3 separate regions of the Homo sapiens genome follow, and regions 1 and 2 are each linked to region 3. A link is a loop called in an ENCODE intact Hi-C map of the cell type or tissue named here. Cell type or tissue: sigmoid colon. All regions are shown on one strand. Each heading gives the region's core, and the rest is flanking DNA. Links, peaks and the distances in the headings are about the cores only. Region 1 overlaps LINC00299 (long intergenic non-protein coding RNA 299). Region 2 overlaps ID2-AS1 (ID2 antisense RNA 1). Region 3 has its middle 41 kb from the start of LINC01871.

Region 1 (11,095 bases), core at 3,832-7,831, 400 kb before region 3:
ACTTATAGGCAAGGTGGGGACATAAGGGCAGGGCATCCTGAAATTCTGAGCTAACCAAAGAGGATTGTTAGCCTGCAGGGGAGATAAACTTCTCTTTGATAGGCCACTGTTATTTTGGTCTTGTACTTCTTTTCTTTTCTTTTCTTTTTTCCCTTTTCCAAGCGGAAGCATAAAGTGATCTATGTTGGCTGACGGCTTATAAATGAGCACGTGTAAATAAAAAGGTGATCATTAGGAATTGAAAGACATTTCCTCCATGCTGAATATAGGTCATTTTTTTTGATCATTGTGAAAGTGATGTTCACACCATTACCTAGCTTTCCATCAGCTTTTTGAGAAAATGTTTATTACGTGCTCATGTACAGGAAGGGAAAGTATGAGCTGGTTGTTACAAGAGGAAGGCGGGTTTTTGACACGTTGGTTAATGTATTTAAATGAATCTGGTGAAACCCTGGTGAAGTGTCATGGTCCATTCTTTGCTTTCTACCTTCCAGCAACTTGATCAGTGACATCAGGGAAGACATTCAAAGCCACACTTATTACATTTTTGGATCATGAAAAATTGAATGCATGCACCCAGGATTTGTAATAATCTTGCCGTCTAAAATCAATTAGATTCAGATTGAATTGTGCCTGGTTGCATGTCGTGCTGTGCTTTTAATTTGATGGTGTAATATAACATTTCTGTTATCATTCACCGTAATGCTATTTATTATCTCAAAAGATTGATAACCACTTAAGTGTCCAAGGGTAGGGGAATAGTTATATGCATTGTGATTTATGTCCACAGAGGACATTTAATATCATAAGGAATGCTAAAGATATAATGTTAAATTAAAAGATCAACTAAATATGAAATTGTATACAGTATGATTCCAATGTGGTTTTAAAAGGAAAGGACCTGAGTACTAAAGGCAAGGTTTTCTTCTTTCTGTCTCTTTTTTATTTTCCAATAAATTTTTACATGAGTAGGTATAATTTTTATAATAAGGATAACATGCTTTGTACAAGATAGCAAACTTTACATAAGGATTTAAAGGTTAGGGAGAGGGTCCTCTTTCCCACATTTAGTTAGGATCTGCACCAACCTCACTACCTCAACTGGGTTTATCATGCCCAGGATGAGGCAACAAATTTGCGATATTTGCAGTGTTCTCAGTGCTACTGCTGGAGTTATGCCAGCTCTGATATATGAGTTACTATTCTGACATGGTTTAAGGTATTTTCCAGAAAACTGTATAATAAAATATAAGTGCCAGGCTGAACTGACATGGCAGTAGTTGGGGAAGACTTAGCATTCAATTATGTTTTCTATCTAAATATAACCAATGTTTTCCTGACTTAAGGTATTCTTGAATATGCATTAAGAAAGAACACTTGGCCGCGTGTCGTGGCTCATGCTTGTAATCCCAGCACTTTGGGAGGCTGAGGCAGGCAGAACAGCTGAGGTCGGGAGTTTGAGACCAGCCTAAACAACATGGAAAAAACCCCGTCTCTACTAAAAATACAAAATTAGCTGTGCATGGTGGTGTGTGCCTGTAATCCCAGCTACTGAGGAGGCTGAGGCAGGAGAATCGCTTGAACCCCGGAGGCAGAGGTTGCAGTGAGACGAGATGGCGCCATTGCACTCCAGCCTGGGCAACAAAAGTGAAACTCCGTCTCAAAAAAAAAAAAGAAAGAACACTTAAGCATTTGTATTGTTTTAGATAAAATTAATAAGGACCTAAATTTTAAGTGTATTTAGAAAGTATTTTTCAATCTAGACAAAAGAGCGTTTTCAGTAGTTTTTGTTGTTGTGTTGTTGATTCTAATACTGCATCTAATTTATCTTTTTCTACCTTTATATACCTTTATAGGAAAATTAACATATAAATACTTCAAATGATATTTAACAATATAGTTCAGAGCTCGTTTGAAGATTGCCTACTCTATAGCTTACGTGGTACAATGCTTGATTTAGCTCTTGCTATTGAATGTTCTTTACTTTAAAAACAGCATTAAATGCAAAAAATTCCACAATTATTCTATTTTTTTCATATAGCATTATAACTGCCATTCTAAATGCAGTCTTCACTGGGCTATGTTGTACTGGAAAATACATATTGTAAAAGGTGGGTGAGTTAGCAGTATACTTTTGTTTCTGAGGAACTTGCTTGCATTTTAAATTTGGAATCTTCTAACAACCTTATTCATGGTTTACTCCATTCTCTTTAATAAAATGTATTTGGGAAAATTTACTTTGATTTTTAAAGGGACTCTTCTGATTTAACCTGATTGCTGTGTCATGTATATACTCTGGTCCACTTGATTTTTTTTTTGTTTTTTTGGTAGAGATGGGATCTCACTATGATGTCCAGGCTGGTCTCAAATTCCTGGCCTCAAGCAACCCTCCTGCCTTAGCCTCCCAAAGTGCTGGGGTTATAGGTGTGAACCACTGCACCAGAAATTTCTTTGTAACTCATGATTTGAAATAAATATGATTGATTAAAGAAAAGGACATTTCACAACAGGTATATAACGAGCTTTATTGAAAAACATATTAGAGATAATTCCCTGAATACACAATTATTGAGCACCTAGAGTGCTCGAGGCCTGGGATGCCCTAAATCATTTTGTTAGCTCTTGAAGAAATGCAGATCTTATTCTCAACTATACTTGAGTGTTTGGAGGCACTGAATTACAGCACTGAACTGTTTGTCACAATATTACTGTTAGTGTATTGTAACAATTACAGTGTGTTCATTCTTCTCTCTCCCCGTACTAATTTCCTTCCTTACAGCTGATGGTGGATTAAAGCAGACGCAGAGAGGAGAGGGCAGGATTGTAACCTCAGCCACTACGGGCAGGGATGAAGGGAGTGCTGGGTCAGATTCTATGGGGGCATATTTGAAAGACTTTCCATCATGCACCTCTATCATGCATTTTCTGTCATGCACAAGAGTACAGTTTTTCAAAAATGAAAAGCAAAGCAAAACAACATACACAGGTCAAGGATACAGGGTTTGTTTGATTTGGGTAGCTATCTGGGAAACAGAGAAAGCAAGTTAGAGGAACTTGGCTTGTTAAGGTGAGATGTGCATATTCATGCAACTGTTAGGTTGGTGCAAAGTAATTGCACTAAAAGCAATGGCAAAAGCCGCAATGACTTTTGCACCAGGCTAATAGTTAATCGGTTCAAATCCTTAGGAAACCAATGTCTACCTTCAAAAGGAAATAATTATGGTTGTGAAAGTCTTAGGCAAACATGCTTCGGTGCAATGCAGTGAGATGGTTCTCGGGCCGTCTGGTGGGTACAATGAAGTTTCCCTGCACCTTCCTTTCTCCTCATGCAGGGCTCCTGAGTGGCATCCAAGGTCTTGCGTACTGAACTGACTGAGCCTTTCACTTTTTGACTAATTGTTGTGGCAACAAGACAGAACATCAATTCATTCATCGTAGCTGCTTATAATATGCCAAAGTATAGTAGAGTGTGAAGCAGGAACATCTTTATGGCAATGGGAGCTTCCATTCTTCCCTCTGCTCTGCGTTTTGTAGATAATTTGGAAAGTCACAAGTCATGGGAAAAAAAGGCTTTCCTAAACCTGTTGGGAAATATCTCTCCCTTGTATTACACATGAATTATTATTTGGGAAAACTGAAAGGCTAAAATATCTTCAGAATTAGAAAACTAGGCAATATTGCTTTTTTCCTTTATTGCCCATGGGGCTGCTGAAATAAATATATTTTATTGGAAATAAAATTTTGAAGAATATTTTGCTTTTAAAAATAAGACGCCTCACCAAAATTCAGAAACTATAGAACACATTTTTTAAAGTAAAAGTTACCCTGATCTTCCTACTAGAAACAATCACTGTTTATAAATGGAGACAACGAGAAAGATATACATGCACATTTATAATCTCATATAAACATTATGTAATTCTGTATGATATCTCAACTAGGGATAGTTACAGAACATTTTGTATTTTTACTGTTCAAATAATTTTAGAAGTAAGAATATTTTCTATTATTTTAAATGCAAATGTACATACCTTATTTTATAAACCTCATTTTACTGGCTGTATAATATTCCATTCTATATTCACAACGGTGCTTTTTTAAAATGTAAAAATTCCCTTTTGGTATAAAATGATAGGTTGTTACTCTTTCTACCTACCAAAGCATTGTACAACTGTAAGAAGATATTTGTTAGATCAATGCACTGTGCTAAAAAAAATCCACAGAATTTGGCCAGCAATACGTATCATATTCACCCACTCTCGTCCAAAACTAGAAAGAGTTAACATATGTGCTGCCTCCATGGGCACAGTGTGGGAAGGAACACAGTCTCCTAGTTAACTGTTTTGTTTTTTTTTCTTAAATCACACCCATAATGCAGCTAGAAGTGAATGTCAGGCCAAGATAGAAGCATTTCTATATTCTAATGAAGACAGCAATAGGATTACAAACAAGAAAACTCGGAATACAGAGAACCAAAAGTGAAGGAAAGGATTCCGTTAGACGATCTGTGTTGACTGTTCACCACCACCAAAATGCTGTCATTTTCTAATTAAATACAAAGAAACTATTCTCACTTGGTAAACTATATTTCATTCATATACATGATAGGAAACCTTGTAACTTAAAAGGAGAAACCATATGAATAGTTCCGGTTTGGATTTTCAACTCCGATTTTAAAGAATGACGAAGCTGTTTTGAATTCATAAATATATCTCACTTACTTAATTGTGTCCACAATAGATGAAGCTAAAGTCATCCCCGCTTGCTGGCTTTACGGATCGCCTGCACTTCCAAAATTAGAGCAGTTGCTGTCTAGACCGACTGACAGGTGTTCAGTTCAAGCTGTGATCTCCTTGGCCTGCAGGACCACTCTTTGTGAAAAATGCCATCCCCATTCAGGCTGGGGAGATGCATTTAATCTTGGTGCTGCTTGCAGACAGACTTTAAAAAGCTGTCCCAAGAATACATCTTTGCCAGTAGTTTAGTATGTCAAACTGAGGACGAGAACCGTGCTCTATTCTTAAGATGCAACGATTTGTGGATTGGGAAGATTAGCCAAAAAGAAAGCTGGAGGTCAGGAAGGCGGCCAGGCCTTGGTGTGGGAGCCCAGCCACCCCTGTGAGATTGGGGAAGGGCACGGTGGCCATGGAAAAGCACCATGGGCCTGGTGTGGTGGCGCACACCTATAATCCCAGCACTTTGGGAGGCCGAGGTGGGTGGATCACTTGAGGTCGGGAGTTTGAGACCAGCCTGACCAACATGGAGAAACCTTGTCTCTACTAAAAATACAAAATTAGCCGGGCATGGTGGCATGTGCCTGTAATCCCAGCCACTTGGGAGGCAGAGGCAGGAGAGTCGCTTGAATCCGGGAGGCAGAGGCTGTGGTGCACCAAGATCGCACCATTGCACTCCAGCCTGGGAAACAAGAGCAAAACTCCATCTCAAAACAAGAAAGAAAAAAAAAGAAAAGCACTGTGAGGAAGGGCACACCCCAGGGTGGCCGTTTTGTGGCTTAGTGAGATGTGACTGTCCAGAATCCTTTGTTTATTTAATAATTGTATACAATATTTTTTTGTGGAAAATAACATCCTTATCAGGAGTTGGGGAGGGAGTCCTTGTGGAAAGGAGAGGCCTGAAGAATGAAGTTACAATATTCTTCCCCGAGAGGCTGGGTCCGGTGAGATGAGCGTGTCAGGTATAATGTGGTATCTTGGAAACTTGGAAACTCTAAGTATGCTGTTACTTTTTTAAAAAGGCATTCAGGCCAGGCGCAGTGGCACACACCTGTAGTCCCAGCTACTCGGGAGGCTGAGGCAGGGGAATCGCTTGAACCCGGGAGACAGAGGTTGCAGTGAGCTGAGATTGTGCCATTGCACTCCAGCCTGGGTAACAGAGTGAGACTCAGTCTCGGGGAAAAAAAAAAAAGAAAAAGGCATTCACCATCATCGCCTTCCATTGCCCAGACAATGGAGCAGAGCATGGAGGGTGGGGGCCAGCCCTGGGTGGTGGAATGACCCCGTGCGTGTCTGGCTGTGACACGTGCGGCAGCTCAGTAGTCCACAAGCAATGCCGCCACAGGACCAAGCCTGAAGGTTGACTCAGGACTCGTCATGTGCGTCAAGAAAACTGAGGAGAGGATAATTTATGGCATGTGCTCTGAGATTCCCTTAAATAGAAAAGACCAGCCGTTCAGCCTTTCTCAGTGTGTCCGCTCTCTCCCGTGCCTCTCACTGAATGGCTGGGAAACACAGACCTACAAAAACCAGCAGGAAGAAATTCCGGTGCAAGCGCAATGTCCAGATTATCACACGGTCCCACGTTCCTTCCTACAGACGCCCACCCCGCAGAATGACTGCAAGGCTCAGGGAGGCGAGGGGCATGGAAACACCTGGCTCACTGTCTGGTGCCTGGCTGGGCCTCAGTCAATCTTCCTTTCCTTCCCCAGAGTGAAATGTGACCACTGATACCTCCCTTCATATACCAAAGAAGGAGCTTATTTAATAAACCCCAGGTAATAATTCACTTTAGAATGCACGCTAAATTATAATTTATACATATCTTATTTTTAAACTGAGCACTGCATTAAATTTTAACTTTGAACAAAATGAAAATTAATTAAATTCCTCAGTGTATACTGAGTAGATATTGAAAATGTTCAGAGTAAGGTTCTGGAAATTACGACATTTACAAAGGATAAAACACAACTGGAAGATGGCGAATGGGCTGTTACCAGGTGGGCTGACTAAATTCCCTGCAGTAACTCACTGGTTTAAAAGTGACACTTGTAGCCTCAGAAGATGCTGGAGTTAGAATCACAGAGAATTGTTAGGTATGTTGGAGATAACACATATACAAATGTTTTAAAAAATCAAAATTGTACTGGATTTTCATTAAATCAGCTTAATTAAAACTATTTGCTGAAGTTATCACAGCTATGCATCTACTTTCCTTAAAATAATAAATATTTTAAGGGCTGTATTGAACAACTTGCTGTCAACCCCAAAAAAGTAAACTTAAAGAGGCTTTGTGGCCGGGCACGGTGGCTCACGCCTGTAATCCCAACACTTTGGGAGGCCCAGGCGGGCGGATCACGAGGTCAGGAGATTGAGACCATTCTGGCTAACACGGTGAAACCCCGTCTGTACTAAAAAATACAAAAAAAAAATTAGCCGGGCGTGGTGGCGGGCGCCTGTAGTCCCAGCTACTCGGGAGGCTGAGGCAGGAGAATGGCGTGAACCCGGGAGGTGGAGCTTGCAGTGAACCAAGATTACGCCACTGCAGTCCAGCTTGGGGGACAGAGCCAGACTCCGTCTCAAAAAGAAAAAAAAAAAGCCTTTGTGTTTGGATGGAGAGGACAGATTGTGTGTGTGTGTGTGTGTGTGTGTGTGTGTGTGTGTGTGCGCGCGCCTATAAGAGCCGTAAGATGATATGCCAGAAAGCAGGGAGATTTAGGACCTAGGACCAAACTGTCTATGGAACTCACTTCGAGACAGAGCTCGGAAACGATGTTCCACCCAGGTCGGACCTGGCAACTGAGAGCCCACTGAGCACGCAGGGCCTGGAGACGAGGGTGTGGCGCACAGCAGATGCGTTCCCCAACCACCCCGGTATCCCTCCCAGAGGGCAGAGTCATTTACCGGCTCCCACCAGGCCTCCTGCCCCCTTGCCGTAATAGACTGTGGACAGCGTCCATCTGATGGCCTGTTGTGGTACAAGCAGCCCTGGACAGAAACAGGAACTGTGATCAGGGCTCTCGCTGTCACTCTGCACATGTCACTTGTAGTTTTCTGGATACATGGGTCTCTTCATTCACACAGGTGGGGGCTGGGCTGGTGCTCTCACGGACAGGTCCTCTTGGAGCCGTGAATTGGGGGCGCTGACATTTGGCCGAAGAGCAAAAAAGTCAAGAATGCAATGAAACCTGTGTCTTTAGCATCATTTAGTGGCTCATGTTGCCAGTTGAGTTAGAGAATACACAGAGAAAGTCCGGAGAGTTTTTACTGCAGCGTTTTCCAGGCCTTTTCCAAGGCTCAGCTCTTAGCAACATCGCTCTCATTTGAATATCTACTTGAGCTGGAAATATTTTATTATCATTTAAAATACTTGGGAATTCATCATGTTAGGATTCGTATTTCCTGCAATGAGAAAGAAGGGAAGCCATTAGCCTCATTTAAGCACCTACTGTTTTCCAGATCTTGTTCTCAGCAATTTTGCATGTATTTCTTTTTACAGCAGAGGGATGGGTGGTGGGGTGAGGGTGATTTCACAGCTCCAACTTGCTCTTTCATTGACTCCCAGATTTGCACTGAGAATTCAAGTTGGGTGTCTGAGAAACTCAAGGACAAAGGGTGAGAGGTTGTGGTGTAAGAGGAATTCTTAGGAGGAAGCAAAATGGTGAATCTTAGCTTCAGTGTAGAGAGAGGTGCAACAGCAAGACAAGCAGACAAACAAAAAAAACAGAAGTGAAAACCGAGTTCAAAGGGCTGCAGGAGTATGCAGGAGGTGAGGGTAGCTCATGCTTCATTTGGGGAGAGGAGAGAAGTCTTCCTAGAGAGGTGAACATTGAACTGGGCCTTATAACACAAATGAAGGGCATTCCAGCAGACAGACCATGACAGAAAGGGGTGTAGAGGTCAAAGTGAAGCCAGCGTTAGGGCATGAGGTGTTTGGGGAGGGAGGTGGAGCCCCCTGGGCCTAGAGCCTAGAGTTGGGGTAGGCCATGCTTGGGAGAGTCCTGTGTCCTCCTGTGACTTGACCCTAACATAATGCAGCCGATTCTGCTGGCAGAGGGAGGGGCCTAGAGAATTAGCAACCTGTTTCCCACTCCTGCTCAGTCAGTGCCCTGGGAGCACCCTGCAAGCTTCTCTGGACTTTGTAAGTGCACCCGAGGGAGCTTGAATCCTAGGAAGTTAAAGAGAAGAGAAGCTTCATTTTGTGTTGGGAAAAAAACTTTTAGAGCAGAATACTTCGTATCTATGTAACTAGTGTCTTCTTTATACAGATTTTAAAGCATTTGAAAGCCCTTTCTGAGCAGTACCAGCGACATATTTAGTGCTCTGTAGCGGAAAGCAGGAAAGTGTGTGCAGCCAGCCAGTAAAGAGCTTTCCCTGGAGTTAGATTGACTCAGCCTGTCCCAGGCAGCCCAGCAGCTGCCCAGGACTGCCTCGGGGGCAAACTGCTATGGGGTAGAAGGCAGGGAGGGCTTCAAGCAGGAAACAGGAACTTGAACTGGGATTGGAGTGTGACAAAGTTTAGGTGGGTGAAGGCGAGGAGCAAAAGCATCCTATGCAAGATGCTGCTGGAATTGAGGTTGTGAAACTGGAGACCAGCCCCCCAGCAAGGCTGGGAGGGAGTTGGAACCGGAGAGGACACTGGGCTTAGATGATGGGAGAGTCAGATGGGTGAGCCTAAGTTTGCTGCATTGGCAGCAGTGATGAGTGCAAGTGCCATGATGAGTGTGGCTGCGCCGATGTTTTCAGGGCCGGGCGGCCCTCAGAAATTGGGCAGCACCTTGTGCAGGGCAACAGGGAGTGGTGAAGCCTCCGGAGAACCAGCGTGCAGGGGGTGCGCACAGACACCAGATGCACAGATTTTCACCTTGTGCTGGGAAAACAGGGCTTTGCAGGTGGTTGTGGTCATTGGACTATTAATTTTTCAACTTTTTTTTTCTAGGAAGAAATCATTTTAATATTGCAGACTCTCTCCAGAAATTAAATATAAGTGGTTTTAGGAAGTTACCTGATTTGAAATCAGGAGGCAGGCAGAGAGAAGTGGTCAGAGAAGAGGTGATTTCCAAATCCAGACACGAAGTGATAAGGTCTGGATGGGGAAGAGGTGTTCTGTAGGAAGGTGGCAGAAAGGTAAATTGAGAAACATAGGGAAGACATGAATGGAAGGGATAAGTTGAGGCAGGATCTGAAGAAGAGAGAATCTACCAGCACCCAGGTGGTATTCACATGCACAGCGAAGAGCCGGTGTTGAGAAGGAGGTTCTCGGTGATGTTAGTCCATTGAGTGGAGCTGTTTTCTTAGCTTTCAGTGACGTGGGCCCAGAGAGCAGGCGACAGTCAAGGTTGTTCACACTCAGATTTTAAAGTCTTACAATTTCCCATCAACTAAGCCAGCAATTATAAAGCCAGAAGAGTGTTTTACAATTAAATGCTGGAATGTCAGAAAAATCAAAACAAAAGCCCAAAGCCCACCGTTTCTTATTATTGCATTTTCTTTATTATTTAAAACATAATTGTGTGCATAGCCACACAGTGTGATATTAGCATATCTCCAGGAACTGTGAATGAGGTAAGTGAGAAATAAATAAATAAAAGAAGAAAAGTGGAATTCCAGTGAAGAAAAGTGAAGCATCTCTAGCTTCAAAACAAACAAAACGTTTCTCATGATGATTAAAAATAGAAACCTGCGATAAAAATCCAAGAATTTTACCAACCCATGTACTTTTTATTAAGTCCTCAAATAAAAACTTCCGCAAGCTCACAAAAGATTTCCCAAATGCTGGGAAGAGGGGTAAGGTATAAATAGACGTACGGGAGACGCGGATTCTGAGATGGCTCTGAGCATGTTGACAGTATGGTAAACAAACGAGCAGTTGCCTTCATGACACAAACACTGGGACTCGGCTAGTTTTGATTTCTAGCTCTGATTCTGTGTGACTGTGCCACCAAAATTAAGATTTCTCACTTTACATCTCACCATTCTTGATGGGGCCAGAGCTGGTACAACATTACATTCCGTCTAGAACGATTTCACCCTCGAAGCAAAACTGCAACATCTCATATGGCAACATAGCGTTGTTGTATTCATGACTGCCTTTTCTTTCTTCCTTTCTTCTTCTTTTTTTCTTTCGGTAGCAGGAAGATAATGTGGTTTGATGCAATGGCCCAACACAATAGAAGCTAATGAATAGAGCGTGTTGCACTCGAGAGACTGCAGTTCAATTACTGGTGGTGCCAATCAAGTCAGGAATATTAACCATGGTAACCGCAGATTTTCAGCTCTATAGATGTGTCGGGAAGGCAGTTGCCCTGGGAATCACTGGGGTCCTGGAAGGGAGAGGGGCTTGGAGGGACACAGCACCACTG
Region 2 (10,872 bases), core at 37-4,036, 910 kb before region 3:
GCGGCGGTGGCGGCGGCGGCGGCGCGCGGGCCAGGCCGCGGCGGGGCCGGAGCCGGAGCCCCGGAGCAGACTCTCTGGCGCCAGGCGCGTGACGCCGCCCATTCACGCCGCCCTGCAGCCTTGTCCTCGCGGCGCCGCTCAGGCGGCTGCCATGGCAACCGCGCCGTCACTCAGCGCGCGCGCCCAGCTGATCAATGCCTGCGAGGCCCGGCAGTCCCAGGCTCGCCCAGGCCCGGCCGCCGGCCCGCGCGCACCTGCAGACGCTGCACGTCTTAAGTTTCGAGTGATTTGGGGAAGGAAAGAGGACCGAGAAGAAAAGAAAAGGGCTCGGGGGGGGGGGGGGGTGGGCGGGTGAGGGGCGGAGGAGAGGACGAAGGAAAAAAGCCGGGAGAGGGAGAAGAAAGAAATCTTCCTTTTGCAAAAGGAGGCATAATGTGGCTTAGAGGTTGCCAAAGCAAAAGGTTTTGCTTTATTTTGTTTTTGCAACCGAGGCGTTCAGGGTGGGGCTGGCGCGAGGGAAGGGTGGATGGGGAGAAGGTCACTGTCTTAGCACATGGCGAGATTTATTTACTCCTTTGGATTATTTCGGTTTCTCGCCGAATGGCTTTGATCCTGGATTCCTAAAAATACCTTTGAAAGATTGAAAGACTCGCCCCGCCCCCCCAACCTCCACACCGTCTTACTGCCTAACTCCTCGGAACCCTCGGAGGTTGCGCATAAACAATTTTTTCTTCCAGAACGGCCCCCCTCTCCGCCCTGGGGGAGCCGGGAGGATGTGCAGCCCCAGTCCTCCTGCTCGGCGGAGCCTCGCGCGCGCAGAGCCTAGCGCGATTCGCGCCCTCATTACTACTACAAAGCGCGGGCCAGACCAATCCCCTTTCTAATGCACCATTTTCGACTGAGAACATCAAGAGGCCAGAAACTTCCAAGTCAGCTTGCAGACGCAGACGCCTCCTGGGGTCCTGGCTTTAAGAACCAGATGCCAACACTCCCGGACAGTTTATGGCATCCGGATCCCTCAAGGGTGCTCATCTGCAGTTGAGAGTGTTAGTAGCAATTATTTATCTGTCCTGGAGAGGAGTTCCTGAACATAAATGTCCTCTGCTGGCCCTAAAGCTGGGGGCGGAGGCTGTGTGTTGTGGGGTGGGGGTTGGGGGGCCGAATGTTCCCGGTCCTGTTATCTGGTTTAGCAGCATTTGTTGTGGTTTTCGAGGAAACGGCATTTGGATTACATAAGGATTCAAGTTTTTGCTGTACTTGTTTATTTAATACCTTGGCAAGAGGGAGCCCTTACCCTGAAACCAGATAACCGATTTTGGGTTTAAAACAGCCTTAGATGAAGGGCCACTCGAGGGGAAGAAAATGAGCAAAGCCACAAAAAGCAAACAAGGGAATGTTTATTTTTCTCTTTTTGGATATTTTTGAAGACCTGCCTAACCTCTTACACTTCTTGTCGCATACAGCTAATAAATGGCATTAACAAAGCGTTTCAGCGACTACCACGGCTTCACAGTGGCTCCTCCCCTGCCCTGCCACCATTCAGGCTGTAATTCCTTCCAGGATTCCCGCACCATCCTGTGTGCCCAGAGCTCTCTAGAGCACCAGGTAGAACTCCGTGCTAAATCCAATTGCTTGCAATCTTCTGATCCCCTTTTAGGGAGATCACTTTTCAGCTTGGTTCAAAGAAAGCAAAGTTTGGGAAGTTTGGCGGAGGGGCCGACTTAACTACGGGCACTGCAAATATTTTGTTACAAATGCTGTGAAGTGCCCCGATTTGTGGCTGCGTTAGCTTTCACAAAGGATTTTCCTGTGTCTTTTGTTCCGATCACCAAATTAAAAGAGAAAATTAACTTGAGTGAGAGATAAGGTCTTGGAAAACAATCTTGGGCCGCCCGCGAGCTGGCGGGAGCGGGGCTGGCGTCGCCTTGTCTGCGCCGCCCCGAGGCGCGAGTCTTGGGGTCCGGCCACCGCAGGGAGCCTAGGTCATGCAGGGACCCCCCCCTCCATCCGCTGTGCACCCTCGCGCCACAGCGCAGCACCCAGGCCACCCCCCCTCTGCCCACCAGCGTCCGTGGGAATCCGCCCCAGCCAGCGACAAGGACGGACTTGTCCGGAATCAAACTGCATCTTAATATTATAATGCGGCACCAAAAGCAAAACCCGAGGCCCCGGCTTGCAGTCCCTAACAAGAAACACATTGTGTGCACTTTTTCTTTTTTGGCTCAAGCCACGTTCGCGCGCCGGCCCCTCCGCAGCGAGCCAAGTCCATGACTTCAGTGAGGAGGAACCCGCCTGCCTCGCACCACGTGCGCTCCCAGCTGGGGCAGCCGCCCTGTGAGCCCTGTCCCGGTCCCTGGGACGGGCTAGGGCCTGGCCGGGACGCGCTTGTCCTGGGCACAGGACAAGGGCTTTGGGGCACAGCCCTTTCTCGGCCGGGGAGGCAGGCGAACCGATCGCCCGGGCACTGGTGTTACCCAGGCGGCGCCAGCGCGAGTTGGCTGGTGGACAGGTTTTTCAATAGTTTGAACTCCTTCTTCCCCTTGCCGCATCTTTAAGGCGTTTACTCCCAGATTCAGCCCTCTCCTCATAATAATGACAGTTTGCAGACTTTTCCTTTCCAGTTAGAGTGCGTGCGCGGGTCCTGCAAGATCCCAGCCGCGCGTCACCGCGAACCATTCTGCGGGAGGGGCAGGACCTAAGGCTGCATCTCCAGGAGGGAACGTGGAGACACCGCGGGCGGAGGGGACCTGGAGGAGTTCCTGGAGGAGCAGTCCTAGGCACGGGGCGAAGGATTTGCGCTCTAGCTGGTGGAGCGCACATCGCCCTGGTTAGCTCTGCGGTGGGTCCTGGGCTCATCCCGGCCTCTTCCTGCCTCCGCTGACATCAGGGCCTCTCCTGTTTAGTCCTAGGCCTGCCCTTCATCAGGACTCCGCAGAAAAGGATGGGTAAATTAAGGCATACATTTAATTTTAACCATCATGCCTGACTTTCTAGGATTCTGTGTGAAGAATACAGAGACAGACGTTCCATTTCAAAGAAAAAAGAGCAACACGAAGGCCCTCTTTAAGGAGAGAGTAAACATTCACTTTAGGTAAAAAATAGTCTTTTACACGCCTGTGCACGGCACACCTCTTTTGCTGTTCACCTTGAGCCCAAGAGTTTGGAAAGGCTGCCCCCATTTCAGAGAGGAAGAAACGCAGGCACACGTGAATGACAGACTCCTCTGTGGTGGCCTAGACTCCAGCCAACACTTCCTAGGACAGCCTGCCATTGTGCAAAGGTGTGTAACCTTGACTCCAGGTGGAGCATTGATTACTCTTTTAACCTTGAAATGTATTCCACTCCTGGACAGCTGGATTGCCAAGAGCCAGGAATCTGTGAAAACAGTTTGTTCTCATTTTTCTTCCAAGTTAACACCGAATGACTGAGCTTGACCCTTTGTTAACTAAAGGTCAACTAACATCTTAGGACTTTTCAAACCTTAGTCTATGTAAGAAACCCACGTTTACACCCAGAGTTCTGTGGCCACCTGTATAAATTCTGATTGAGTAGGTTTGGTGAGCAGCCCAGGATATAGCATTTTAAGCAAGCATGGCGAGGAGATGCTGATGCCGGTGGTGCGGCGACCACAATTTGAGAAGCTTCAGATAAATAATTGGCCTCTTAAATGAGCCCTGGATAAATAATCGGCCTCTTAAATGAACCCTGCAGTAGGCAGACTGCTGGGTGAGAATGAGCCTACTTGGACCCTTTAAGGCAGCGGTCCCCAACCGTTTTGGCACCAGGAACCGGCTTCATGGAAGTCCATTTTTCCAATGGGGGGTTGGGAGAGGGTTGAGGGAGTGGGGCTGGGGGATGGGTGGTGGGTACTAGGGGTATAGTTTTGGGATGAAACTGTTCCACTTCAGATCATCAGGCATTAGATTCTCCTAAGGAGCCCACAGACTAGAACCCTGGCATGTGCAGTTCACCGTAGGGTTTGCGCTCCCATGAGAACTAACGCTGTGGCTGATCTGACAGGAGGCGGAGCTCAGGGAGTAATGCTCATTCACTGCTCACCTCCTGCTCTGCCTGGGATTCCTAACAGGTCACAGACCGGTACCAGCCCACTGCCTGGGGTTTTGGGGACGCCTGCTTTAAGAAACTAACTGTACACTCGTTTCTAGAAATTCAAGAGAAGGAAAATCTGTTATACTTACCCGCATTTTCTCTTTTTCCTTTGTTCTTTTTTCCTTCCTGATATTCCATTAGTCTCCGTTTGAGTAATTCCTGCTGTTTCAAGAGCATTTTTTGGACAGTCTTTTAGGGTAGGTGTGTTGGTGACATGTTCCCTTAGTTTTCCCGCATCTGAAGTCTTGTTCTTGCCTTCAGTTCTGCAGGATATTTTTGCTGGATATAGAATTTGGGGTTGACAGTGTTTTTTCGTTTTAGCACCTGACATTCTGTGGTGCTTTCTTCCTTCTATCAGGGTTTCTCATGACAAAATCTGATTTCTCATATGAAATCTGCTGTTATTTGAATTGCTTTTTCCCCAATGTAAGTAAGGTGTGGTTTCTCTCTCCTTGATTTGTCTTTTCATTTTTGGAAGTTTGCCTATGATCTCTCTAGGCATGGATTTCTTTAGGTTTATTCTGTTTGAGGTTCTCTAGACAGCTTCTTTTGCCAAACTTGGGAAATTTTCAACCATTATTTCTTCACATGCTTTTTCAGCCCTGCCCTTTTTCTCTTCTCTTTTCAGAACTCCAATGACACTAATGTTAGATCTTTTATTATAATCCCAGAGGTCCCTGAGACTATGTTAATATATTTTTAAAAAATCTGTTTTCTCTCTGTTGTTCAGTTGGGCAATTTCTGTTGTTCTGTCTTCAGGTTCACAGATGGTTTCCTCTGCCCTCTCCACTGTGCTTTTGAGTCCATTCAATGAGTTTTTACTTTGGTTACTGTATTTTTCAGTTTTAAGATTTCCCTTTCATTCTTCTTTACATCTTCTGCTTCTTTACTGAGTTTTCTATTTTTTCATCTTTTTTTTGCCTGTTCATAATTGCTCATTAGAAGATTTTTCTGATGGCCCCTGCAGAGTCCTTGTCAGATTATTCCAACATCTGTGTCACCTCAGTGTTGGCAACTGTTGATTGTCTTTTCTCGTTCAAGTTGAGCTTTTCCTGGTTCTTGGAATGATGAATGATTTTTTTTTTCTTTTTTCTTGAAACCTGGGCGTTTTGGGGGTAATGTTATGATGTGGAGCTTATTTAAATCTTCTATTATAGTGGCCTCTGCTGCACCACCCTGGCTTGGGAGGAGGTGCTCCTCACGTGGCCTCCAATGACATTGTGGGGTGGAGGCATCTTACCATTGGAAGGTGATGAATGTCGCAGTTCTTACTCAACCTTGACAACCTCAGTGGGGAGAGAGCAGTGCCTGATTATCCCCTGGGTGGTGGATGGGGTGGGTGGGTGTTCAGGCTCCCAGGTAGCCTCTGCTGATGCTTATTGCTGACCTGCAGGGATGACTGTCTGCTCCCCACTGCACCTTCTCTGACACCATCCTGTTGTTCAGGGTGGCGTCTTCTGACAGCAGACTGAGGGGGGCCATCTAGCTCTTCACTCCCCTTTGCTGATGGGGTTAGAGTTGGGGCCACAGTCTTTTCTGTGGCGTTTGGTTGAAGTGGGACGGTTATAGTCTAAAAGGTTTTGGTTTCTTGGCTTCTCTCTTACAGTCACCATGTAACAAATGCAGACATCTCTGAGATCACCATGCAGTGAGGAAGTCTAAGCTGGTGGCATGAAGAGGCCACATGGAAAGGGCTAAAAAAGGGGCCAGCCTCAGTCATCCCAGCTGAGCACCTGGCTGGGAATAAAAGAGGACTCCGTGGATGTCCAGCCCAGTAAGATGACCTCAGCCCCAGCCACCAACTGACCAAGCACACAAGACATCGTGAGGCTGCCTGCTGGAGCCTGGCCAGTGGGACTGTAGAGTAACTCATTGTCGTAAGTCAATACTTTTGTGGGTGATTTGTTTCATAAAGTGGCCTCCAAAAGAGAAATTGGGGGTACAGAGTTTCTAGGTATAATCTTGTGCATTCATTATAGTTGTAATCATTGATAATTTATTTGTGTATTTTTCCTGAAAGTTTTATAACAACATGATTTATAGTGCATAAAATAAACATATCCCTACACCCAACAAACCTACCTGTTTTTTTTGTTTTTTTTTTTTTTGAGACAGGGTCTCACTCTGTTGCCCAGGCTGGAGTACAGTGGCATGATCATGGTTCACTGCAGCCTCAACCTTTTGGGCTCAAGCAATCCTCCTACTTCAGCCTCCCAAGTAGCTGGGGCTATGGGCATGTGTCACAGCACCCAGCTATTTATTTCTTTTTGAGACAGGGTTTCACTCCTGTCACCCAGGCTGGAGTGCAGTGGTGCGATAGCTCACTGCAACCTCTACCTCCTGGGCTCAAGCAATTCTGCTGCCTTAGTCCCCCGAGTAGCTGGGACTATAGGCACATGCCACTGCACCTGGCTAATTTTTGTATTTTTTTAGAGGCGAGGTTTCGTCATGGTGCCTTGGCTGTTCTTAAACTCCTGAGCTCAAGTGGTCCTCCTGCCTTGGTCTCCCAAAGTGTTGGGATTACAGATGTGAGCCACTGCATCTGGCTAATTTTTATATTTTTTTGTAGAGATGGATTTTCACCATATTACCCAGCTGGTCTCGAACTTCTGGGCTCAAGTCATCTGCCTGTCTCAGCCTCCCAAAGTGCTGGGATTACAGGCATCACTGCACCCCGCCTAAAAGTGCCTTAATTTTAAAAGAAATACAGGTTTTATTTGATATGTGTCTAGTATATTCTTAGGACTTTCTTTTAACCAATAAGAACCCCTACCAACTATCCCCCAAGATATAGAATTTATAACCCTATGTGATGACTGTATGTTTTGAACCAAAACCAAGTATGATGAATGGTACCAGCTCAGGGGCCCTGGAGACACGAGGAAGCCTCACTGGTGAGAGGTGACTGCCTGTGGGCCGCACAGTTTCCTGGAAAGGCAGTGAGAGCATCTGGTACCTCCAGACACTGCAGAAACAGTGTCACAGAAACATCTCAGAGGCGTCACTTCTCTTTATCAAGATTTTAAAGTGATTTCAACATTAAAAAAAAACAACAACAATGTAAAGAATTTGAGTGTGGAGTGATGATCATGCTTCCAGGTTAGGATCAGGCTTTTTCTCCCATTGTCTTGTTGATTTAAGGTGCAGGAACTCCTGGGATGGTGTTGCCCAGTGACACAATCCCAGTGTGGCCATTTCTGATCCCGAGAAAGCAGTCAGGAGTGGGTGGATGCAGTTACAGTTCATCAAGTCCTGCTAGTTCAAGTCATGAGTCCTGAATTCTCCAGGAGGAGCCACTAAAGAAATGCAGAAGCAGGCAATCCTTGCAATAAGGTGGGATGAGGTTCTTTGGTTGCTGCCGTTACGGGGGTGGGGTGCATGTTGGGGCCTGGGGGGTGAGGCTGAGGGCTCCCCCAGTCTGTCCCTCCCTGAGCCTGAGCTCTTGGTTCCCACCCAGTCCTTTGTTTCTTTCGTCTCTGGGAGCACCTGCACCCCTGGTTTGCAGCGTGTCCTAGGGTGAGTCACCATGAGCCCCAGGTTCCCATGTGTAAAGGATGGGCAGCGCTCCCTCACCTGCTTCTGCACTAAGCCCTTACAGAGCCCTCAGACGGAGACTGCTGCTTTCATATCTTGCAGGCCAGCAAACTGCCAGTGTGAAGGATGCCCAGGTAACCTGCCCATGCCAGAACGGCCAGGAGATGGTGGAACCAGAATCTAAGCCCACGCCCATCTGACCTCAAAGTCTGTGCTCCTGAGGTTCGCACCGAGTTGCCTCCTAAGACTTGCTGAAACTGGATCACGTCCATTTACCCATCTCTGAGAGAAATGCAAGCTTTAAAAAAGGAAATATTTACTATGGATATTTTACAATAGTTCCAAAACATGAAAGTTTTAAATAAGATATTCTTAACCATCCTCACCACATCTTCAGGTTCCCTTACAGCCACTGTGTTTTGACGATTGCCCATTAGAAAAAAAGACTATGCTTTCTGTAGGTTTTAAAGGAATGGTGGTGAAATAAGGAGCATTCCCTGAGCAGATCTTGCCTGCGGGCACACCTCTGAGCATTGGACCAGGCGAGAAGAGCCCATGTGTTGGCTGCTTTGGGATCCCAGCACTGCCAATGGCAGGTGGGCTGTGGCCCAGGGAGAGAACCTAGCCTTTTGCATTCTCTTGCCCCATTTGAAAATGGAGACGATAGTGGCGCCCCGCTCAGTGTTATTTTGAGGATTTGAATGTATCTCAGATGTAGTACCTGGAAAAATATAAGTGCTCAGTAAATACGGTTGCCAGATAAAATGCAGGAAACCTATTTAAATTTAAGTTTTGGCTGGACAATGAATAGAATAATTTTTCTTAGTATGAGTATGTCCTTATATTTCATCTGCTAAATTTAGCAACCTCCTCAGTAAACGATCACTACAATTGCAGAAACGCCTTATGACAGATATAGTAAATCTGTAAAGAAATAGGAACTTGCATTTATTTTTACTAAGCTCTGACTGGTTAAGATAACTGGGCAAGAGAAGATATCTTCGACTAAACTTGCAGCACATAGAGTATAGAGATTCAAATTTGAAGTCCTATAGGACTAGAATGGCCAGAGGTGAACTGTAGCGAGCTTATCTAAAGAGGACCAATTTCAAAAGTTCCTCAGAGACTTAAATGGGCCCACAGACCCCTCCTGTGTCTTTGCATAAGCCAGCTCGTTATATCAGTTATAAGTTGATTTCCAGAGAAATGTACCCTGGAGATCCCTCTCCCACTTGAAATAGGACTGGCCAATCCAGATGTCCCCCAGGTGATGTTGGCTCAAATGGAGCTCCATATATTGGAGAATCTATTCAAGAAAACAAGCAAAAGTATTTGTGACTGAGTTAGCTAATGCCAGCTGGTATCTTGAACAAACCCAGATCTCTAACATGCTAGTTTATTTCGTAGTGTAAAATGTGTGTTACTGATGGGCAGACAGCTCTCATTCAAGCAGTGACAGATGTAAGCTCTTCCCATTTTTGTGGCCCCATTGTATTCGGCGTGTGGCTTCCAAGTTGCCTGGGATCATCTCCACCCAGACTAAGGAAGAGGAAAGAGCTTGGACAACTGCACTTGGCTGGTTTTTATGGATCAGGCAAGGAATTGGCTCCAACACATTAGCTCACATTCCATTGGTTAGAACTGGGTTTCTCAACTATTAGTACAGGGTGAGTGTAGGGTTTTGGCACCATGGGCATTTGAGCTGGCCAAAGGCTAATCAGAGTTAGAACAAAGCCACAAAGCCTGTGAATGGTGTTTATTGTTGTGAGGAGCTGTCTTGTGCATTGTGGAATGTTCAGCAGGATGCTCTCTGGCCTCAGAGACTCACTAGATTCCCATAGAACTCTCCTCTCTCCTCTAGTTGTGACAACCACAGTTGCCTCCTCTCCAGACATTGCTAGATGTCCCCGGGAGGCAAAATTGTCCTGGTTGAGAACCACTGTGTTAGAACTCGGTCACATGGCCATACCTAACTGCAAGGGAGGGGGCTGGAAGATCTAGACGAGTAGTATGCCAGGAAGAAAATAGAACTGATTTAGAGGCTGCTGGCCAGTCACTTTCAGTGACCTTCAGCATACTTATTCCTCTGCAGCTGTCAGGACACTCATGCCTGTTTCTGAGATGTTTCCTGTGTGAGGGGACATAGTGACTATTGGAGGGGTGACATGTTGGACTTGGGTAGGGTGAAGAGGATTGGAAACCACCATCATGTTTGGCAGCATTGAATGTTTATGACTATTTGAATAGTTGTGACAAGGGTACAGTGAAGGAGGAAGTAACCATTTTTGAATACCCTTTTACAATTTGCAAAGCACTTTTAAAGGTAAGAGTGAGTTCCTAGACCATATTAGGGTGAGAATGGACATTGTTGGCTGCCATATCATTGGGCAGGGGCTTTGAGATTTTTGTCTTCAGAAGGCAGATTAGATTTGGAGTAGAAGGAGAAATGTAAAGACCTGGTATCTGAGTGTGTTTGCAGAGGGGAATTGTCGTTTGGAAGCACAAGAAAGGGAATGGCCCGTTGGCACATATGGTACATTGTGTTTTCATATAATTATACCTGAATGAAAGCAAGAGGAAACGTGTAGGAAGCTGTTTACATAGTCCTTTTAATAATGTTTACATGAGTTAATGAACATGCAAACGTATCTGATGAAAACATGTCAGTAGTGAAACAGCCTTGTGAAGAATCAGATCTTACCTCAGGCTGGAAAAAAGGACTGGTTTTCCAAGCTCACAAATTGCAGCCAGTGTGAATAGTAGCACAAATGACTGAGCTTTAAGACATCCATCCATCCATCTATCCATCCCCTCATCCATCCATCCCCTCATCCATCCACCCATCCATCCATCCCTTCATCCATCACTCCATCCAGCCATCCGTCCCTTCATCAATCCATCCATCCCTTCATCCATCCATCCATCCTTCCTTCCATTCATCCCTTCATCCATCCGTCCATCCATCCATCCATCCACTCATTCATCCCTTCATCCATCCATCCATCCATCCTTCCTTCCTTCCATTCATCCCTTCATCCATCCGTCCATCCATCCATCCACCCATTCATCCATCCATTCCTTCATCAACTCATCCCTTCATCCATCGTCTACCATTCATTCACCCCTTCATCCATCCATTCATTTATCCATCCGTCCATTTACTTCCATCCATCCCTTTATCCATCCATTCACCCATTCATCCCTTTATCCATATGTCCATTCCTCCAT
Region 3 (11,095 bases), core at 3,337-7,336:
GTGTAGAGCCAGGCTGCCTGGATTTGAATACCAGTTCTTCCACCTACCAGCCATGTAATTCTAGGTAATCTATTGGATGTCTCTGAGCCTCAGTATTGTCATCAGTAAAATGGAAAAATGATAGTTCCTACTTTATGTCGTTTTTAGGAAGACAAAAAGCTTCAATATATGTAAAGTGCTTTGAATGGCACATATTACAACGTTGTTTATTAAATATCTGCTATAGTAGTTAATGAAGTACTGTAGTTATTTGTTAAATAAATACTCGAAGTTGAATTTTAGATGGGTCATGCTTTTAGCCATAACATTCTGTTATGGAGAGAATTCCTATGCTGTGGGAGCTCCATATTTTCTGAAACTGGTAGGAAATCAGAAGTCTTGGCTGTTATCCTCTAAGTAGAGAGAACATGGGCCTTGGAGTCCAACAGGTTTAGGTGCAAATCCTGGCTGTGCCAGTTCCAGTTCGATGACCCTGGGCAAGACGACCACCCTCAGTGAACTTCAGTCTTGTACTCTCTGACATAAATGTCAATGATTTAATTAAAGCACCTGATAAAATTTGAAATATTCACGAAGCCATCTCTAAGTGGGGGCTCATGTCAGTGTGGGTGGCAGGCAAAAGGAGTTATTACTGTAAGCTGAGGAAAGCATGGCAAAGCAATACATGCTGAGAAGCCTGAGGTGTGAACGGGGAAGGGCCCAGGGCTGAAAATCACCCGGACGACATCTGCTTTGCCCTCCTCCTCTCCAGGTGTGGCATTGGTGAGAGCACCCACTGCATGGATGCTGACCACCTGCCTGGCAGCCTCTCAGCACATTCCAGTCTGTTTTGTGAAATCAGGTGCAGATAAAAGCCATACTGAGAAAGCACCCAGAGGCCTGAGCTTTTGCCCCATCGTTGACTTAACTGACTGTGAACTTGGGCAAGTCACTTTTCTTTTCTGATGTTCTTTTATTCTGTCTGCAAAATAGCATGCCTGAGGCCCGTTCTTGTTCCAAGCCTGCTAAAATCAATTGCCCTGCCCAACAAGGCTGTGCATGAGCTTTAATTGCTCTGGGGTGTGCTGCATTGTTCTTACCTAGCTTTGTTTGTCTATGTGCTGGCTTAATGAATCTTCATCATGTAGCCTCTTCAGTTTTCTAGCCTTTGTATTTATGTCCATCAGCCCTTGCCATGGAAGGCCAGCACCTGGCCACATCGTCCTCCCTCTGTCCAAATCTCATGTCCCTTCGCCAGTTCCCTGAGTGCTGTCATCAAGGGACAGTTTAGAATTTCAAAATACTTTAGACAACAAAGGAAAACTAGGATATGGCAAAATCACATCTAACAAATATATTTCTAAAGGGTGTGTGAAGGAAAACCCAAAGGTTAGGTTAGAAATTTTAAGCCTTATTTCATCATTATTTGCACCTTATCTTCATCATCCATAGGATGGGGACAAACAAAAGCAATCTAGCAGAGTGATCTGTACAGTAAGGTCGCTAACTTGTGGTTTTTGAGTATAGTGACTTTTGCGATTGAGTTGATCATTTTATTATTTTCTTTATATGTTTTTACTTTTCTTAGTTAATGTCAATATAGATTATAAGACAAAGTGAGCTTTGGAATATCTCACAGGAATTATTGCAGTGTGGAGGCTATGGAGGGGTAGAACCTGACAGAGGGCTTGCTCTGCTGACCCTTGGCCAGCGGGGACCCAGACAGAGCACTGGATTTGGGTTTGGGAAAGGTGGACTGGGATCCTGGTCCCATCACATGTTAACGATGGGGGATGGTGCAGTTTTCCCGACCTCGGAGCTTCAGCTTCTCATTTGAGGATGAGTAAAAGTGGTGATCTGCTGGCCTGCTATGAATCTCACATGGATGAGGAAAGTTAGATCATAGAGGGAGTCCATCCACCATTCCTTAGATACAAATGAAAAGGCTGCTGCGGGTTCTAGAATAATTGTTGCACCCGCTGCCAGGATCTTAATGGAATGTGGGTTTTCCCCTACTTTTCAAGGTTTTCATTTCTGTTTTCACTACAGTACTGAGAAGAAAAAGCCCAGATCCTCAGAGCAGCAATCATAGCTTTTCACAGCCTTTTCCATGGCTGTTTTTTTTTTTTTTTTTTTTACTTAAAAATTGTCTTGAAAATGCAACAGATATAATTTTGTTTTCTTTTGCAAGTTAAAATTCAAATACTTTCTAAATGCAAAAATGTTCACATGCTGTCCTGTTTGTTGGCAGCTGCAGAGTTACCAATATTTAGGGGAAAGCACTACATAATCTGAGGTTTTTACTTTTTTTCATCTAGTGAATTTTCTTCACAACTTTACAATTGGTCTTTGGTCTATTTCTTCAACTTTAAGCAAACAAAAACAATTGACAGATGTGAAATTATACCACGGCAGGCATTGCCAAGTTAACTTTTTATCTGTTTCTGCACAGGCATCTTAGCTTTGGCCTTGAGCATTGCTACCATTAATATTTTGATTTTTAGGAAACTAATTTGAGAATTTGTTGTTTCTTGCCCAGTATGTTTTGTTGGGTTACACAGCTCTCTTCATGAGCTGATATGGTTTGGCTCTGTGTATCCACCCTAATCTCATCTCCAGTTGTAATCCCCACATATTGAGGGAGGGAGGTGATTGGATCATGGGGCGGTTTCCCCCATGCTGTTCTCCTGAGAGTGGGTAAGTTCTCACAAGATCTGATGGTTTAATAAGGGGCCCTTCTGCCTTCACTTACACTCTCTCCTGCCGCCTTGCGAAGAAGGCGCCTGCTTCCCTTCTGCCATGATTGTAACTTTCCTGAGGCTTCCCCAGCCAAGCAAAACTGTGAGTCAATTAAACCTCTTTCCGTTATAAAGTACCCAGTCTTGGGCAGTTCTTTATAGCAGTGTGAGAATGGACTAATACATAAGCTAATTAAAACAGTAATGTGCAAGCTGATCAAAGCTCCATCTTCCCACTTGGGTACCCTTCCTGCAAAGCAGTCATTCAGTCATTTGTTCATTCATCCACCTATTCACTCTTCCGTTTAATAAAAACACTGAACAAACACCTGCTGTCTCCAAGGCACACCGCTGAACAATGTATTGCATAGAGAATTCATAGTAAATATTATACTGGGGTTATATATAAGGTGATACAAAAATGCAGAAGAAATAATTTTAGACAGGTCATGACATTTGAACTGGGCCCTGAAGAATCTCTTCAATGATCCCTTTAAATGAGCCCACTGTTTCAAAACAAACATTCCCAGCCAATAGAAGGGGCCGGCTCTATTAGAATTCTGGTCCTTAGAATTAGCTCAGACATTTTTGCTGCCTTGAACACCACTTGACTGGAATGCAATGCGGGCATGTTTTCTGGTGTGGGGCTCAACAGTTTTCTTATGCATACTCACCAGCCCTGCTCCTCCAGGCCTATGCAGCATGAGCGATAGAAACGATGCGCCCATTTGTGCCCCTGCCAGCTGCCTGCTCCCACGTGTGGGCCCACAAAGTAGATGAACAACTTCCCCCTGCACACCTCAGCACTGTGCTGTGGGTGTCTATGAACATTTTGCTCTGTCTCTTTTTTCTCTCTTTTTCCCCTCGCTACCTCCCAACCAGGAGCCAGAAATGCATCTCCCTCCATCTCCTATTTAGAAGCTTCAATGAACGAAGCCTTGGGCACACGCGGTGGACTGTGCCTGGGAGATGGACTTGGCGCCCGAAAGGTTGGTTTCTTCTACCTGCACTGTCCTTTTCTCCAGGCGCAGCCGGGCAAGGACCTGCCCGGCCTGGTGGTGTCAAGAGTGGGACTAAGCCCTTGTTCTTCCTGCCACAGAGGCACAGGCAGAAGATTCCGTGTCTGGGGCGATGTCCCCTCAGACTTCCACGTGGCTAGAGAAGGAGAAAGGGTGGTGGCCCACATATCTAGGGGCTCCACTGTATGGCTCCCAGGGGACCTGAGGGCACAGGGATGCTTGGGACTGGATTTGGCCCTTTGAGGGTATTGCATGGGGAGGATTTCCACACCAAGCCCACCTTTATTTATACACAAAATAAACAAATGTACTTAAATTGGATGATTTCTGAAGAGCATCTTGTACATGATAAAATCCTTTGAATACTCATAAAGTGCTAATGGGTCATCAGCAACCCCAGTCACCTGATCTGCAGGGAAGGTCTCCTCGCAGGCTGCAGCATCTGCCCTGGAGGCTCTGCATGGAGTCTCCTCTGGGCTGCACGGAGGTCCTCCCAGCATACACATTCACCCCTCTGTTGTGTGTTTCTGCTTATGTATGTGGTGTTTGTGTGTATGTGGTGTGTGTTGTGGTGTATATTGTTGTATGTGGTGTGCATGGGTGTGGTGTGGTTTGTGTATCTGTGTGCAGTGTGGGTGTGTGGTGTGTTCATCTATGTGCTGCGTGTAGTGTGGGTGTGGTGTAATGTGTGCTGTGGTATGTCTGTGATGTCTATGTTTTTATATTGTGGTATGTGATGTATGTGTATGTTGTGTGTGTTGTACTGTATGCTGTTTGTGGTGTGTGAGATGTGTGTGATGTGGTATTTTTGTGGTGTGTATGGTGTGTGTTTCTGTGTCATATGTATGGTGTATGTGTGTGTTGTGTGGTGCACGTGTCTGTGTGGTGTGTATGGTGTGTGTGTGTGTGTGTGGTGTGATGTGGGGTGTGTGTGGTGCATGTGTCTCTGGTGTATATGGTGTGTGTGGTGTGTATGGTGTGTGTATGTGTGGTATGGTGTGGAGTGTGTGTGGTACATATGTCTGTGTGGTGTGTATGCTGTGTGTGTGTGGTGTGTTGGGGGTGTGTGTGTGTTGTGGTACGGGGTGTGTGTGGTGCGTGTGTCTCCGTGAGGTGTGTCTCTGTGAGGTGTGTGTGGTGTGTGCCTGTGTGTGTGTGGTGTGGTGTGGTGTGTGTGTGGTGTGTGTGTCTCTGTGTGATGTGTGTGGTGTGTGTGTGGTGTGATATGTTGTGGTGTGGTGTGTGTGTGTTGTGCATGTCTCTATGTGATGTGTGTGGTGTGTGTGTGGTGTGATATGTTGTGGTGTGGTGTGTGTGTGTTGTGCATGTCTCTATGTGATGTGTGTGTGTGTGGTGTGGTTTGTTTGGTGTGCATGTCTGTGGGTGCGGCGGGAGTCGTGCTCTTGGGTGAGGTGTCTTAACCCCTTACACTGTTGTGAATGGCCCTGCGACCACGTTTTCGTTCAAAAGCCCCGTTATTCGTTTGCCCCGTCTTAGTGAGAGCAGGTGAACCATGAGGGGAGCCCAGGGAAAGCCAGGGCCCCGGGCAAGGGACAAGTGGAAGAGCTCGCGTCCTCGAACGGGACACCTGGCTGGGGGACGGCCTGGGAGCTGCTCACAAATGGGACAGGCCCTCTGGGCACCGTGGGAAGGGGACATGGGCGCCGCCTGCCCCGTGCCCAGCGCGAGTCCCTTAGGTCCCAGCTCCCTGCAGGAGAGGTGCCTTATTTGGTAGCACGGCCGGCCTCGCCGTGCTTGGCGGTCTTCTCCTGGCTCCTGCCTAGGGGTCTGCGGTTCCTCAGAAGCACTAGGCTACGCTTTCTCAGGGTAAACACGCACTCCGGACAGTGTAGCCGCGGCTTGGCAGGTGATGGCTGCCAGAGAGCAGCTCACACAGTCAGGACTAATTTGGTCATGGGGAGCATCCTAGTGTGACATTTACTGGATCTTCTGGGGGTGCTGACAGAGCACACAGCCGGGGGGACCTGGAGAGGGACGACGGGTGGAGTTAGCAGGGAGACAGGGCCTGGGCTGGGCTACCCTGCAAAACCAAGCTGGGCCAATGTTGTTTCTGGATGGTGGGGTGTCCAGGTCTCCCTGCCTCTGTGATGTGTCAGTCCTGACTTACACACCCCTGGACACCGCTCAAGGTGCACTGAGGTATGGGATGTAACACTGTCCCTGGAAGAAGCAGACTGTCCCCTGACACTGAGCAGGCAAATCAACTTCATCCTCTGGCAGAACAAATGCCGGTTCTCTCACCTTTGGTTAAAACAGGAGCTATTAAACAAATAATTCCACAAATTAAAGCTGTGTTTGATTCCAACGGCCTGCTATGAAGGAACATCTTCCTTTGAGACATTCATCTTTCAGCTCCAGGGCTGCCCGACGTTTTCCATCAATGGTAGGAGGTGAGACAGTGAATAGTTTCGTCCTTGTGAGCCTTGAGGTTTCTGTTGTAATCACTCATCTTTGCTGGACATAATGCAAAGGCAGCTCTAGAAAACACGCACAGCGACGGGAGTGGCTGTGATTCTGTGGGGCTTCCTGCATAAAAATAGATGCCTGGCTGGATGTGGCCTGTGGCTGTACATCGCCCACCCGGCTTTCATTTGTCACCAAATATGTAGTGGATGCCTACACATTCTAGGCCCTGCAGTTAAAGTGATGATCTCAAAGACAGAATTGTTTCCACAATAGAGTTATATTTTTATGGGAGAAAGAGGCCAAAACTCAAGTAATTATGAAATAAATGACAGAGTACTGATAGTTGCTGTCAAAAAGAGTAGCACAGAGAAAGAGTGTGTTAACACCCAGTCAGCTTCCTTCTCTTTCAGCTCAAATCTTGCATTTAACCCTGTGAGGACAGGGACCTAGTGTCTGATTTATTTTGCATCCACAGCAGCTTGCTTAGGATCTCCCCATCATCATTTCTGACATTCTGGTGAATGCAACTAGATAAGAGAAACAAACTAAAGACATACTAACTAAAAAGCAGGCAGTAATACTGAACTTTTGTGGCTGGTATGATTATATTCTTATATAAGAAATACAAACAGTAAGGAAATTCAGTTCATAAAAAGGGGCATATAAAATTAAAAAGATAACATATATAGCTTCCATATATGAAAAAATATATATGGGGAAGAATAAAACATTAACAAAAACAGTAACAAAACAATATTTAGGAAAAAACTTAAGATATATGTGACTTATAATAAGAAAATTTGAAAATGCTCCAGAGACAGAAAAATACAAGACTATGACAAACAGAAATTCATACTGTATTTTTGAATCAGAAGATTTTTCTCATTATAAATGTGTCAATATTTTCAGGCTAAATTATATGTGTAATACAAGCCCTATATATATCATTTCATATATATTCATATTTAATTCATATATGTAAAGTAATAATTATTGCATATATAAAATGTTTGAACTATTACATATATAAAATTTAATAATTATTACATAAAGGGAAGTTAAAACAAGAGTCTTTTCAAACTAGCAACACCTCAGTTTTTTTCTAAGGGAGGTGCTGCTAGTTTGAAAGGGCTCTTGTTTTACCTTACCTTTGAAGCCATGGTGATACATAATGTTTCATAATGATGACTGGCCTGGTGTTTAGACTCTTGCATGCTATTATTTTTTTAACAGAGCCTGCTTTCAGTCAGTACTTTTAAGTTGACAAGAAATATGGGAGAATAAACTTCCTAACCCTGCCTGTGATTGGATTATGTTAGTTTTTTATCGTTTTTGTGAGAAAAGAAAGTAGCTAATTTCATCTATGAAAAGTGGTACAAAAATTCTAAATAAAATTTTATGATGCTCAATCTGATAATGTATAAAAGTGATCAAATAGGGAATATCCAAGTAATGCATTGCTGGCTCAATATCAAAATATCCATTAGCATGATTTGACACATGAATGATTTAAATAAAATAATCATTTTAATAGATGTGGAAAATTGAAGAAAATCAGTAAGCTGTATTAATTTTTTAAATTCTTAAGAAATTAGAAATAAAATGTAAGTGTCTTTACCAGAAAAGGCATCTATCAAAAATCTACATCATGCTTAATGGTGAATTATAAAATACATTGCACTTACCTTAGAAAAAGATGAGATTTTTCATTATCGTTGATATGGTTTGGCTGTGTCCCCACCCAAATCTCACCTTGAATTCCCACGTGTTGTGGGAGGAACCTCATGGGAGGTAATTGAATTATGGGGGCAGGTCTTTCCCGTGCTGTTCTTGTGATAGTGGATAAGTCTCATGAAATCTGATGGTTTTAAAAACAAGAGTTTCCCTGCACAAGCTCCCTCTCTTTTCCTGCTGCCATCCATGTAAGATGTGACTTGTTCCTCCTTGCCTTCTTTCATGATTATGAGGCTTCCCCAGCCACTTGGAACTGTAAGTCCCATTAAACCTCTTTCTTTTGTAAATTTCCCAGTCTTGGGTATGCCTTTATCAGCAGTGTGAAGATGGATAATACAGTAAATTGGTACCAGTAGAGTGGGGCACTGCTGAAAAGATAACCCAAAAATGTGGAAGCAACTTTGGAACTGGGCAACAGGCAGAGGTTGGAACAGTTTGGAGGACTCAGAAGAAGACAGAAAAATGTGGGAAAGTTTGGAACTCCCTAGAGACTTGTTGATTGGCTTTGACAAAAATGGTGATAATGATATGGACAATGAAAGAAATACAGACTGAGGAGGTCTCAGATGGAGATAAGGAACTTGTTGGGTACTGGAGCAAAGGTGACTCTTGTTATGTGTTAGCAAAGACACTGGTGACATTTTGCCCCTGCCCTAGAGATTTGTGGAACTTTGAACTTGAAAGAGATGACTTAGGGTATCTGGTGGAAGAAGTTCCTAAGCAAGAAAGCATTCAGGAGGTGACTTGAGTGCTGTTAAAGGTGTTCTGTTTGATAAAGGAGGCAGAGCATGAAAGTTTGGAAAATTTGCAGCTCAACAATGCAATAGAAAAGAAAGTCCCATTTTCTGAGGAGAAATTTAAGCCAACTGCAGAAATTTGCATAAGTAACAAGGAGCCAAATGTTAATTCCCAGGACAATGGGGAAAACGTCTCCAGGGCATGTCAGAAGTCTTCATGGCAGCCCCTCCTATTACAGGTCTGGAGACCTAGGAAGAACAAATGGTTTCTTGGGCCAGGTCAAGGGCCCACATGCTGTTTATAGCTTAGGGACTTGGTGCGATGCATTTGAGCCACTCCAGCCATGGCTAAAAGGGGTCAAGCTACAGCTTGGGATGTGGCGTCAGAGGGTGGAAACCCAAAGCCTTGGCAGCTTCCATGTGGTGTTGAGCCTGTGGGTACACAAAAGTCAAGAACTGAAGTTTTTGAACCTCTGCCTGGATTTCAGAGGATGTATGGAAATATATGGATGCCCAGGCAGAAGTTTGCTGCAGGGGTGAAGCCCTCATGAAGAACCTCTGCTAAGGCAGTGCAGAAGGGAAATGTGGGGTCAGAGGCCCCACACAGAGTATCTACTGGAGCACTGCCTAGTGGAGCTGTGAGAAGAGGGCCACCATCCTCCAGACCCCAGAATTGTAGATTCACTGACAGCTTGCACCATGGGCCCGGAAAAACCGCAGACACTCAATGCCAGCCCATTAGAGCAGCTGGGAGGGAGGCTGTACCCTGCAAAGCCACGGGGGAAGAGCTGTCCAAGACCATGGGAATCCACCTCTTGCATCAACATGACCTGCATGTGAGACATGGCGTCAAAAAAGCTCATTTGGAGCTTTAAGATTTGACTTCCCTGCTGGATTTCAGACTTGCATGGGGCCTGTAGACTCTTTGTTCTGGCCAATTTCACCCATTTAAAGCAGCCATATTTACCCAATGCCTCTACCCCCATTGTATCTAGGACGTAACTAACTTGCTTTTGCTTTTACAGGCTTATAGGTGGAAGGGAGTTGCCTTGTCTCAAATGAGACTTTGGACTCTGGACTTTTGAGTTAATGCTGAAATGAGTTAATACTTTGGGGGATTCTTGGGAAGGCATGATTGGTTTTGAAATGTGAGGGCATGAAATTTTGGAGGGGCCAGGGCAGAATGATATGGTTTGGCTCTGTCCCCACCCAAATCTCCTCTTGAATTTCCACATATTGTGGGAGGAACCTGATGGGAGGTAATTGAATCATGGAGGCAAGTCTTTCCCATGCTGTTCTGGTTATAGTGAGTAAGTCTCATGAGATCTGATAGTTTTAAAAACAGGAGTTTCCCTGCACAAGCTCTCTCCCTTTTCCTGCTCCCATCCATGTAAGATGTGACTTGTTCCTCCTCGCCTTCCTCCATGATTGTGAGGCTTCCCCAGCCATGTGCAACTGTATGTCCGATTAAACCTCTTTCTTTTGTAAATTGCCCAGTCTTGGGTATGTCATTATCAGCAGTGTGAAAATGAACTAATACAATCATCAACACTTCCTTATTCTTCAACATTTTCTTCAAGTACTAGAAAATGCATTACATTAACAACAACAAAAAGAAATAAGAAATATAAGAATCAGTAAAATAGTAACAAAATTCTTGTTTGCAAATAATAAAGTTGTCTGCAGACAAAATTCACAAAAATCTATAAACATTCTGTAAGAATTAGTTACAGTTTAGGAAAGTTGCTATATATATGAGTAATATATAAAAAGGGAGTTTTTATGCCAGCAAAGACAAATAATTAGATGTAAAAAATACAGTACTTATAATAGTGACAAAACTATAAGGTACATAAAAATACATCTAATGAAAGCTCTTTATGGAACAATTTTTATAAAAATTATTGATTTAGAGACTTTCAGTTCTAGAAATGTCAGGCAGGATAAAACAAACTCTCTCACAGAGGACAGCAATAGCAAAAAAAGGTATTATATGGGGTTTCTTTGTGAAGTGATGAAATGGTTTAAAAATAACTGTAGGGAGATGGATGCACATATATTTAAATACGTTGAAACCACTGAATTGTATATTTTAAATGTGTGATTTATATGATATGTGTATTGTACCTCATGAAGGCTTTTTAAACAAAACAACAACTGCCATAACTTAGACCAAACCAAAGTTTGTGTCAAATCCTGTTATGTAATATTAGTTAAATTTTATAGTCTAAAATCTAAGCTTTATTTATGAGGATACTCACTTCATTGCTGAGGTGTGCCAACAAAACATATTAGTAAATTTATAGGAACAAAATATTAGACCTATTACTGAGAAAATACAAAACCTGGAAATAGGAATATATCTTTAAAAAGAATCTTATTTAGTGTCAAGGGAAGTTATGAAACATATCAAGGAAATTAGTATTTGGTAAATATTGAGTTAGTATGTTAGACATTCCCT

What was found. Peaks named below come from ENCODE experiments on the same cell type or tissue, not always from the same donor. Only the 100,000 strongest peaks of a DNase experiment are listed, where the experiment ranks them.
Region 1: a loop joins it to region 3, with 4 times the contacts of the local background. A loop is called at or near these places in 1 of 110 quality-filtered maps.
Region 2: it touches region 3 in a loop (12-fold over the local background); 1 of 110 quality-filtered maps calls a loop at or near these places.

The regions. Positions count from the first base shown.
Region 1 is chr2:8,157,801-8,168,895 of GRCh38, reverse strand. All of the region lies in intron 7 of LINC00299 (long intergenic non-protein coding RNA 299), which reads left to right. Among named protein-coding and RNA genes, the nearest start is that of LINC00299, 170 kb to the left of the region's middle. RefSeq lists a silencer at 9,241-9,417 and an enhancer at 9,384-9,885. In sigmoid colon, for the core only: no CTCF peak of the experiment used is centred there; DNase peaks (open chromatin) are centred at 6,065 and 7,785.
Region 2 is chr2:8,668,152-8,679,023 of GRCh38, reverse strand. ID2-AS1 (ID2 antisense RNA 1) reads left to right here. Exons shown (of 4, transcript NR_110154.1): 2 at 5,717-5,987; 3 at 7,252-7,443; 4 at 7,747-8,040. Among named protein-coding and RNA genes, the nearest start is that of ID2-AS1, 8.3 kb to the left of the region's middle. RefSeq lists enhancers at 1-197, 198-731, 1,445-2,362, 2,363-3,281 and a silencer at 1-252. In sigmoid colon, for the core only: no CTCF peak of the experiment used is centred there; DNase peaks (open chromatin) are centred at 143, 833, 2,263 and 2,723; H3K4me3 peaks cover 2,951 bases; H3K27ac peaks cover 1,876 bases.
Region 3 is chr2:7,761,699-7,772,793 of GRCh38, reverse strand. No RefSeq gene overlaps it. Among named protein-coding and RNA genes, the nearest start is that of LINC01871, 41 kb to the right of the region's middle. In sigmoid colon, for the core only: no CTCF peak of the experiment used is centred there; a DNase peak (open chromatin) is centred at 5,633.